Linked DNA regions of Homo sapiens: region 2 is linked to region 1. A link is a loop called in an ENCODE intact Hi-C map of the cell type or tissue named here. Cell type or tissue: CD4-positive, alpha-beta T cell. All regions are shown on one strand.

What was found. A loop is a pair of places that touch in the nucleus more often than their neighbours do. Peaks named below come from ENCODE experiments on the same cell type or tissue, not always from the same donor. Only the 100,000 strongest peaks of a DNase experiment are listed, where the experiment ranks them.
Region 2: a loop joins it to region 1, with 4 times the contacts of the local background. A loop is called at or near these places in 2 of 110 quality-filtered maps.

What each region holds. Positions count from the first base shown.
Region 1 is chrX:40,470,082-40,475,081 of GRCh38, reverse strand. No RefSeq gene overlaps it. Among named protein-coding and RNA genes, the nearest start is that of ATP6AP2, 110 kb to the left of the region's middle. RefSeq lists enhancers at 2,589-2,768, 3,009-3,058. In CD4-positive, alpha-beta T cell, no CTCF peak of the experiment used is centred here; DNase peaks (open chromatin) are centred at 2,541 and 2,821; H3K4me3 peaks cover 437 bases.
Region 2 is chrX:40,150,988-40,155,987 of GRCh38, reverse strand. It overlaps a transcript of BCOR not described here. Among named protein-coding and RNA genes, the nearest start is that of BCOR, 56 kb to the right of the region's middle. RefSeq lists a silencer at 2,153-2,202. In CD4-positive, alpha-beta T cell, no CTCF peak of the experiment used is centred here; DNase peaks (open chromatin) are centred at 157, 1,957, 2,367, 3,467 and 1 weaker place; H3K4me3 peaks cover 3,505 bases.

The sequences.
Region 1 (5,000 bases):
GAAACTTGACCTGCAACAGCACAGGTGGGTCACTCTGTCCACTTGTGGTCGCCAGGCTGGACAGAGCAGGCTGGTACTAGAGCCGGGCACCCCCCGAGGGGAGATGAAGAGGCAAGAACCGGCTTTAATGACCAGCTCATTTGCAGACCTTTCCTTGACCTCCGCCCTGGCTGCCTTCTCCCTCTTCCTGCCCCTGTAGGCCCTCTGTGAGGGCACTCATTAGACCTGGGTTTCAGATTGTGTGCATTGTGGAATCTTACTGTCTGTCCCCTCTGAGCAGTCTCCTACATCCTGTGAGTGTGCCTGCTCAAAACCTGCCAAGGCAGGAGAACAGAAAAATGTGGACACAGAGGGGAGGGGAAGATAAGGAAAAGAGTGTTCCTGCCTCGAAAACATAAAGAGAGCCCCCCTCTGCCCGCCCCCCCCGCCCGCTTACATGCAAAAATGTGACAATTGACCCCCTCAGACGGCTCCCTCCTGCCCTGAAAGTGTTAATCCACCTCGCTGGGGGTAGGCCGGCCTCCCCACAGGCTATTTCCCTGGGCCTGCCTGGCTGGGGATCAGGCCCATTGTTAATAAGTAATGACAGCCAGCTCCTCCATGCATTCCCCTGGGGTTTTGTGTCAGAAACGTCTTCCCTCGCTGCCGCTCGAGCTGACAGGCTCCAGCTCCCGGCAGGCGGCTGTGAACACAAGCCAGCCTCCGCCAGGATGCCCCACGTCATCGGGCCCAGAGCCCCAGGGCAGCAGAGAGGGCAGTAATCCCATCCCTCCTCCCTTCTCAGGTGAGGATGATGTCAGCGGTCTGTAGGGACCGTGGGCCCTGTAGGGAACCTCATAGCCTCCTTCAGCAAGGGGTGGGGCTATGCTCTGATGAGTGGCAGATTCCTTAAAGCCTTAAGCCAGCAGGAGCCTGGCTGCATGGCCTCAGTCCCTGCCTCTGCTCTGTGGGAAATCAGCTCACTAGGGTTGGTATTGCTGATGACACCATTTTAAGGATGCCCCAGGAACTGGGTAGTGCAGGTGGCCTTGCTGACTAGCAGGAAGTTCCTTCTTCAGTCTGACCTAAGTCACACATCATGTTTCGCACTTACATTTGCCCAGAAAGGGTTCACAAACAAAAGCATTCTGGAACCTTCCGGAGAAAAAGACAATGTTTTTCCCTTGCCAATGCTCCATCCTGTTTTAACCTATATGCTTTACTGTTATTCAAGTATGGTGAGGCCAGCCATTATGGATGACCATTGCCATTAAAATGGAGACCATTGCCATTGAAAAGGCAGTTTGCTATACTCACAGATCCCAACAGGAGGGGGCATGCCACTCCATGGGTTGGGGAGGGGAGACCACGAGGAAGTGCTCAGTTTGATCAGGAAGCAGAGGTCGAGGAGGAAATGGTGGGCACGTACCTTTGTTGTGGTTTCTGCGGCAAGGAATGGGCCAGGCAGCATGAGCAAGTTTATGATTGGCTAGTTTGAATAATTTCAGTGGGCTCTGGGGTGTAGGGGCTGTCCCAGGCTGTCTAGTGGCTGGCCCTGGGGTAATTAGGGCTAGGAGTACGCTGTTAGGATAGCGGCCACTATTAGGATAGTGGCTTGGAGTGTGAGAGGCAGGAGCTGCTTCCTCTATTTAGGAATTGGCTAACTCTAAGAGGGGACAGTGCCTCCAAGGTCAGCAAGGCCCCGGTTGTCAGAGCATCAGAAAAGAAGAGACATGGTCGAGACCAGCCTGGCCAATATGGTGAAACCCTGTCTCTACTAAAAATACAAAAGTTATCCCGGCGCGGTGGCGCGTGCCTGTAGTCCCAGCTACTCGAGAGGCTGAGGCATAAGAATCGCTTGAACCTGGGAGGTGGAGGTTGTAGTGAGCCGAGATCGCACCACTGCACTCCAGCCTGGGTGACAGAGTGAGACTCCGTCTCAAAAAAAAAGAAGAAGAAGAAGAAGAGACATGGTTAATACATGTCCTGTTTCATTGTGCGTGGTTTATACTGATTGGAATAAGGTTCAGCTTATTATTGTGATTTGAAACCCACTGATAGCATGTTTTCAGCAGTACTATTAATTATAACAGAAAAGGGAAACAACCCAAATGTCCATCAGTATAAGAATGGTTAAATAATGGGCTAGCCATACTGTGGAATACTCTACAGCAAATACAAAAAAGACATACCTATGTGCACCGATACTGACTGCTCATGAAGATGTGTTAAATTTTAAAAGTTGTAGAGCCATTCACACCGTATAATCCCATTTATGTAAAAACAAAATGAGTAATAACAAACCTTTTGGTGGCATACGTACCTACATGTATATAAATACAAAGAAAAGACTATCTGGAAGAACGTACACCCACGATGAACAGTTTTGACCTCTGGGGAGGGTGTGACAGGTTGATTTCTCATGGAAGCAGGTGCTGAGGTGGAGTAAGGAGGGCCAAGGGTTTGTTGGAAGTAGCACCGCGGAAGGAGGAGGGGAGGAAGAAGGACGGGGCAGGGAGAGCCATCAGGTGGCAGTGCAGATCTGAAAAGTCTCTGCTAGCCCAGCGGGAGTTCCGAGCAAAGGTGCTCATCAGAGGAACCCTGTCTAATTCAGAAAGGGCTGGCCCTGAGTACCACCCGCCTTGCTCAGCCGCTTGCCGGGGAACACGTGGGAAAGGTTGAGGTGGGCCCTGAGGCTGTCTGCTCACAACACTCGGAGAAGTTGCACAGCAGATGTGCTCCTGAAGGGGATCGGAGCAGCTCAACCCCACGTCTGCCACAGAAGGCTTGGGGTGTGGGGAGGAGGAGGGGCCGGGGAAATGTGTACTTTCCTGGCATTTGACTTTGCGCCTGGAGACTACTGATGTATGCAAGTTGTAAACAGAGGGAAAGACAGAGAATCTAATTGGCTCCTGCCTGTGACTCCTCCTCCTTCTCGCAAGTCCTCACATGCTCTCAGCAGCTGCAGGGGCCCAGGAATCCACCCAGCTGCAGCATTTACTGTTTCTTGTCGTCTGGCTTTAGCTCAGAAGACCATATGCTCACATCCACTCTCTCCTCCTCTGACTACACCATACTAGCATAGTTAACATTCCTTTCTAGGAACAGTTCAGTGGCACTGTGCAGGCTCAGGATGCCAGGTGTGATACGAATGCTGGGGAGAGAGAAGCAATAGCTTAGGTCCTCGCAGGGGAGATGGAGAGTCACACATTTGCAGCTTCACACTTTTCAGGGCAGTATGTGCTCTGTGCTGAAGGAGAAGTTCAAGGAAGGGTCATTAGCAGGCATGACTCTGACCACCCCGAGCATGGTTCAGGTCAAGGCACGCTTCTTCAATGGGTGGCATTTGGACTTGGCCTCAAAGGATAGAGAAGGAAGGAAAGAACATTCCAGTAAAAGGGAACAACATGAATATAGACAGAGAAGGGGCCGGGTGCAGTGGCTCACGCCTGTAATCCCAGCACTTTGAGAGGCCGAGGCAGGCAGATCACCTGAGGTCAGGAGATCAAGACTAGCCTAGCCAACATGGTGAAACTCCGTCTCTACTAAAAATACAAAAATTAGCTGGGCGTGGTTGCAGGTGCCTGTAATCCCAGCTACTCGGGAGGCTGAGGCAGGGGAATTGCTTGAACCCAGGGGGCGGAGGTTGCAGTGAGCCGAGATCATGCCATTGCACTCCAGCCTGGGCGACAAGAGCGAAACTCCGTCTCAGAAAAAAAGAAAAAAAAGACAGAGAAGGGGAATATGCAACAGATGTATAGACTCCAATCTAATTCAAAAGTCCAGAGATCATACTGCCTTCAGACAAGTCCCAACCCAATATCTCTCAGGGTTGGGCTTCTCTTCATCTTGCCATATAGCAATCCTGTGGTGTTGGATTCGTCCCCAAATTTCAAACACCGCCTCCCCCGCCGCTCCAGACTGCTTACAAAACGACTGCCATGGTTCCGCACCTCACATCTCCACACCACACAGGCCAAAGGAAAAGAGAACAACTCCCTCCAACAGCTACCGAGGAAGATACCTTTAGCATCACTTTTCCATAAGGCCCCAGCAACAGTCTCCTGACATCTCATTGGTGCTAGTCAGGCTATGTGCCTATCCCTGGACCAATCACTGAGGCTAAGTGGATTTCTAGGTCCTGGAAGGGAGACATTGGTTGGAGATGGCTTCGGCTTAAAGATAATGCCAATTCCTATGGGGCAAACAAGCTTCAGAACTTACCAGTTACTCCTAAATCTAGAACAGGAGTTGAGATATGAATGTAGCAAAAACCTTCAAAAGCATCATTAGAGGAAAAGACAGGACAACGTAGAGATCTATAATTTTTTTCCCTGCTACACTTTAATTGCCCTTCTCTGGCATGCACTGCATAAATTAAGAGCTAGTTAATGCTGTAATGCGTAAAACAATTTCATGCATCTTAAATATTGTACTTGTACTTTAATTCCACATTAAGTGGTCCCCTGAAATTTTTAAATTTACAAAGTCACTGCTGTGCTACATGAAAAAGGTGCTAATTAAGTGTTAATCAGTAGCCAGATAACCTTCCCTAAACCCTGCCCAAGGTCTCCAAAATGACCCATTGCCAGAGAACTCGATGTGATGGCCACAGAACAGAGAGTGCAGAGCAGACACAAAATGGTTTTTCAGCCACATCCCAGCCAATTAAGGCAGATTTGCTTATTATGCAGTTCTAATTAAATGGCATCCACTTTAGTGGACACAAGACTAATAATAATAATAGTATTTAATACCAGCAGAGCTTTCCAAATTCAAAACACTGGGAAAACACTAGCTGATTAACAAGTGGGCATCCCTTTCTGGGCAAGAAGAGGGCTTTTTGGGTGGGCTTGCTAAGAAACAGGAGGCATGCACAAGGACAGATAAAATGAAAAGATATGGTTCCCTCTCTTTAAGGGGCTCACCCTCTTATAGACCAGCAGTGCTACTCGCTACTCAAAGTGTGGCCCGTGAACCAGCTCTGGATCACAATGATATAAACATGGAAAATGACAGTA
Region 2 (5,000 bases), 320 kb after region 1:
CTGGGTTTTCGCTCTGTAGCTGGGGAACTTGGAGAGTTATGAGCGCCTGGGTGCAGGCCTCCAGGAGGGGCAGCGAGGTGCGCGGAGAGTCCGGGTGTGCTGGGCGACCGCCTCCTGCTCCGCGCGCCCCCCCTCCCCACCCCAGCCGCGAGTCAGCCTCACGCGGGCCCGCGGCGCGCTGCGATGATGGATCGCGCCTGGCGGGGGTGATTTGGTGTTGATCGCACATTATCACTGGCAGGTTGGACTGGTTGCTGATGGACGACTTCTAGCGGCGGCGGCAGCAGCGTCTTCAGACACCGCGCTGGGACTCGCTCGCTCGGCGAGGGTCTTTCCCCCCCCCACACCCCCTCCCTACTTCCAGGCGCCAGGAGGGCCTGAGAGTCCGAGTGGGGTCTCCTCGCGTCCAAGGCCGCCCGCTCCCGTCTGGGTCCGGGTGTGGGCTGTTGGCTGGGTGAGGAGAGGAGCCAGGACGCCTCTCCCACTTCCTCCCACTCCTCCTTCCCTTGCCGCCTGCTCCCCACCCCCTTCCTGCTTCCCCACCGAAACCCGGAGGCCCTGGGTCACTCCGCGGGTGATATCCACGCCGCCTGACCCTGGCCGCGGGGGTGCGGACTCCTCTGCTCCGCAGCCCCCGACCCTCTCCCCCGGTCGCAGCAGCCGCGGCACTGCGGTGCGCCCCTTCTCGCCTCTTTTTCTAAAGTGCCTGCAGATACAAAAGCGGTTTCGTAATGCCTTCCGTCTGCGAGAGCCGGAGGACCTTGGCTGACCTTTCGGAAACTGATTGCAACTGCCTGTTAACAGCCCGTACTGACCGCACTGAGCGGAGCGGAGGACAATCATTTAAGTGACAGACGGCGAGGTGGCCCCGGCTCAGTCGAGCGGCCTGGTTAAGCCCGCCCCGCCCCTCCCCCGACCCCCTCCCCTCCCGCAGCTACTCCCCCAGCCCCGGGCGCACTGCGGGCCGCGGCGGGCGCTCGGGCAGGCGGAGAGGACGCGCGCGCGCGTGCGTGTGTGTGTGTGCGCGCGTGTCCACGATTACCGGCCGACGGGTTAACCCTTTGCCGAGCAGCCGGTCCCTTTGAGGCCGGGTGCTGCCGGATTAATCTGCCATCTGCAAAAGAGGAATAACAGGGCCGTCTCCGCCGACTTTCCCTAATGGGTAAACTGTACCCTGTTAGCGTGACCCACGCTGCGTCCCTGCTGCTGCCAGGGAAAGATCCGGACCCTTGGCTCTTCTGCCGCGGCCCTGGGTCCCCTCCCTGCACTGCCCTTCCTCTGCACAGACACAGACACAAGGAACAGCACGAGGGGTCCAAAGGCTCCCAGGGGCTCGCGGTGCAGTGGACGTGGGTGTTCCCGGTGTTTTCTATTTTGGAAACTGGAGAAAGGTGGGGTGGGGGGGACGTAGAGAAAAGCCGAGGTGGGGGAGGGGAGGCTGGTGACAGGGCACCTCGGGCTTCGCTCGCTCCCTCTCTCGGGAGAGATCGCCAGCTGCTCTCCAACAGGCAGCGCCCTGAAATCTATTTAAAGAGAGGGAAAGGGGAGGAGAACAAAGGGGGAGGAGGGGGACGGCGAGCGGAGCCTGGGCGAGAGCGAGCGAGCAGGGAGGATCCGCCGCTCCGCGGGCACATCAAGCGCTCACATCTGTACACTCCGCGATCGATGGGGAGAATGGATAATATTTGTCAGCTGCAGACCTTTCTCTTCCCGGTTCCTGGGGAGGGGAGGGGGCGAGGAGGGGGAGGGGCGGGCAGGCCAGGCGAGAGAGGCCGCCTCAAGGACAGCGCGCTTCCCGCTGCAGCCACACGGAAACCCAGAGCCATGAAAGCCGGGGGATTTTTCTCTTATTATCATTATTAATTATTTTTTATTATTCCAGAGCAGCCAGCGAACGCTCGGTGGCGCCCCTCCCCCGCCGCCTCCCTTTGTTGATTCTCAGCTGCTAGAGCGGCGGGCCCGAGCCGCCACCGCCGCAGAGCACGATCTGCTCTTGCGCCCTCGGTCGCAGCTGCGGCCCAGGAAGCCGGGGCTGCGTCCCCGCCCCCTGCCCCCCACGGCGCGGCAGCCCTCGCACCCCCTCCTCGCCTCCCGCCACGAGGCCAGCCCTGCCTCTCCACTGCCTCTCGCTGCGGCTCCGAGTCCCCAACGCAGAGCAGAGGCACTGGCTGCTGCGGCCCCGAGCCTCCGGCCGCGCGGGGGCCTTTGCCACCCCCTAACCCCCGCGGCTGCACTCTGATGCCGCCGTCCTCACACATGGTCTTCATTTTGCACACTAGCGGCGTGCTTCCTCTCAGCTCCTCTCCTCGGGGCTTTTCGGAGCGAGGAGGGAGGTTTAGAGGAAGTTAGAAACCCAGCGAGCCCAGGGGAAAGGGGGAAAACCCTCGCTCTTAGTCTCAGCTTCCGAGGCAGAGGGAGCGCCCCGCGGGGGGTGGGGCAGAGTCTGGGTGCCCTCCCCTTCCTTGGATGCAGGAAAGGTTAAGTGAGGGGTGGCGGTCGGAGGAGCGACAGATTTGCTTTTGCTCATCCACATGCCTGCTCAGACCGGCCTGGGTATCACTGACCCGGCACTCTCGGAACGGCAGAACCCGGATGGGAGCAGATCCGCCAAGCGGTCATCAAACAAGACCAAAGACATTTCAGCTGTCCCCCACCCTCGGGCCTTGGGCGAGGGTGGGGGTGCCCCCTGGGTCTTTGCTTCCTCGCGCACCCCAAGGTTGGAAGGCCAAAGCCGACGCCTCACAGACCGGGGGTCCGGGCCCCCTCTCTAGGGCGGAGGTGTGCAGAAAGCTCTAGTGCGAGTTTACTTGCGGCCTGGCTACCCCCTCCCCCCGCCGCTGTCCTGCGATTCCGGGCCAGCCTGCGGCGGCGTCCCCGACTGCTCCGCGGTCCTGGGCAGGGCAGGAAGCTGGCACGGCCGACGGCTGGGCAGGCGCCACTTGGCCGGGCAGGCTGCTCGCTGGAACTCGCGCGGCACCTTCGCGCCGAATCGGGTTCCTGGGTCTCCAGCCCGGTCACCCTGAGCGGTTTCACCCCCCACTTTGACCATCGGCCTCCCGCGGAAGTCTCCCTGTCTCCTCCCGCCCTCTCGGCTTTTCCCTTCCTCATTCTGTCTCGGGAGCTCCTTAATGCAGTCAACCGCCTTTCCCGAGATTCAAAAAGAAGTTTTGTGTTTCCCCGGGGGCAGCCGCCTAATGCTTCCCTTGTTTTCCGGAACAAAGCAGACATTCAGTGAGGAGGGGGCAGGCGCTGACTCCCTCCCCTCCCCGCAGCACCCCGCACTCCTGCAGATTCAGAACGCTGGCTCCGGGGCCCGGGTGGCCTGGGGGTGGGGTGGGGACCCCCTTCCCCTAGGCTTGGCCACAAAAGCCTCGCCCGGTAGCCGGAGAGAAAGCGGCGTGGTGTTTGGGTGAGGTTCCCAGCCCGGGCGGGGAGGGCGTGCACGCGGCTGTTTACAGTGTGCCTGTGCTGCTGGAAGCTCACCCGCCGCCGCTTGACAGCGTGGGGCACCCGCTGGCTGCCAGCTCAGAGGAGATGCGCAGCGGCGAGCCCTCCAGCACTCCACCCGAGGCCTCCGCAGCGCCAGGGCCAGGGCGCGCTGGGAAGCTCCAGGTCTCCAACCCCGAGTTCCTTCGGCCCACATACCCCTCCCCGTAACAATGGCCTAGATCCGGTAGTATATCAAAGGGACGGGGTGGGGAGGGGTGAAGAGCGCACAAGGGGCGCTCAGGGCTGTCGAAGCGCCTGGGTTCTGAGCATATCCCCGCCGCCGCCTGTCCCCTTGCAGGACTAAATTCCCCGGCCCGAGTGAGCGAAAGACAAATACTCTAGTGACTTGGAGGTGTTTCTCTCTCCGGATACCCCCCTGCAACCCCACCAACCCCTACCCACCGTGCCCAGTGAACTTCTCTCCACCCCACCCCGTGGGGACCGCTGCACTAGCTGTGCCCACGAGCGCCAGGCCTTCTCGTCGGCGCAGCGCTGCCTTAGATCCCGCTCCACCTCTTCCCCTCTCCTGGGCCTGTGGCCGGCCCCTGGCGCCTCCAGCGCGGCCTGAAACTTGATCTCACGTCGAAAGGACAGTGTGTAAACACCAGGCGCGCTCCGAGAACCCACGGGAGGGGCCGAGCGAGGGCCGCCGGGGCAGCTCGAGGCCCCGCGCCCCCGCCTGCCTGCTCGCCCGGGACACGATCGGCGGGGCCGCCGTCTCGCTCTCTGCCTCCCCAGTTGGCTCAGCTAATTGGAGCCGCCGCCGCCGCCACCGCTGCGGCCTCTTGTTGAATTTTCTAGATCGCAACCGTTCAGTCGTGGCTGCCTGTCGCTCCCCTCCCCCTTCCACAGCTGTTACCTCTGCCGGCAACTTGGTGGTGGTGGGGACCCGTCCCCCCGCTGACCCTGGCCTCAGGCTCCGAGTTCACCCCAGCAGTTCCAGGGGGTGTTTTTCTTCGAGACGTGGGAAGGGAGGTAAAGCCTTATCGGAACTGTGAGGCTTCGTGCCAGAATCCAAGGCTCGGGTACTAGCCAGAGGATCCTCCCGGCAGAAGGCCATGGTCCTCCCTGTCTTACACCAGGAGGTAGTGACAGTCCCGGAGGGAGGGGCTCCAGGAACAACTCTGCTGGCGACTTCTGTTCATTCCAGGAAAACATTACAGAAGGGTGAGGTGATGGGAGGCAGAAAGATCCCCCCTCCCTCCTGCTTGCCCCAATCCCTGTCAGCACTTGGGCATTTGGGACTTGGTGTGTAGGTTCCTTCTGCAGCAGAGCTCACCTGCGCCTTGGGCCTAATCCACCCACATGCCACAAGGATGCTTTTCCTCTTGGTTTGGAGTACCTGGTGGGTCCAGGGGGGAAGTGCCACCCTTAGTGGGTTCTGGAGGTACAACTCCCCCATGCTGGGTCAGTTCTATGCTTGTACCAGGAGGCCCTCCTGGGCCTTGGTCCTTCCCAGCCATCCCCAGCCTTAGCCTCCTTTCCCCTTGGCCAGCTGTCTCATGCCTTAA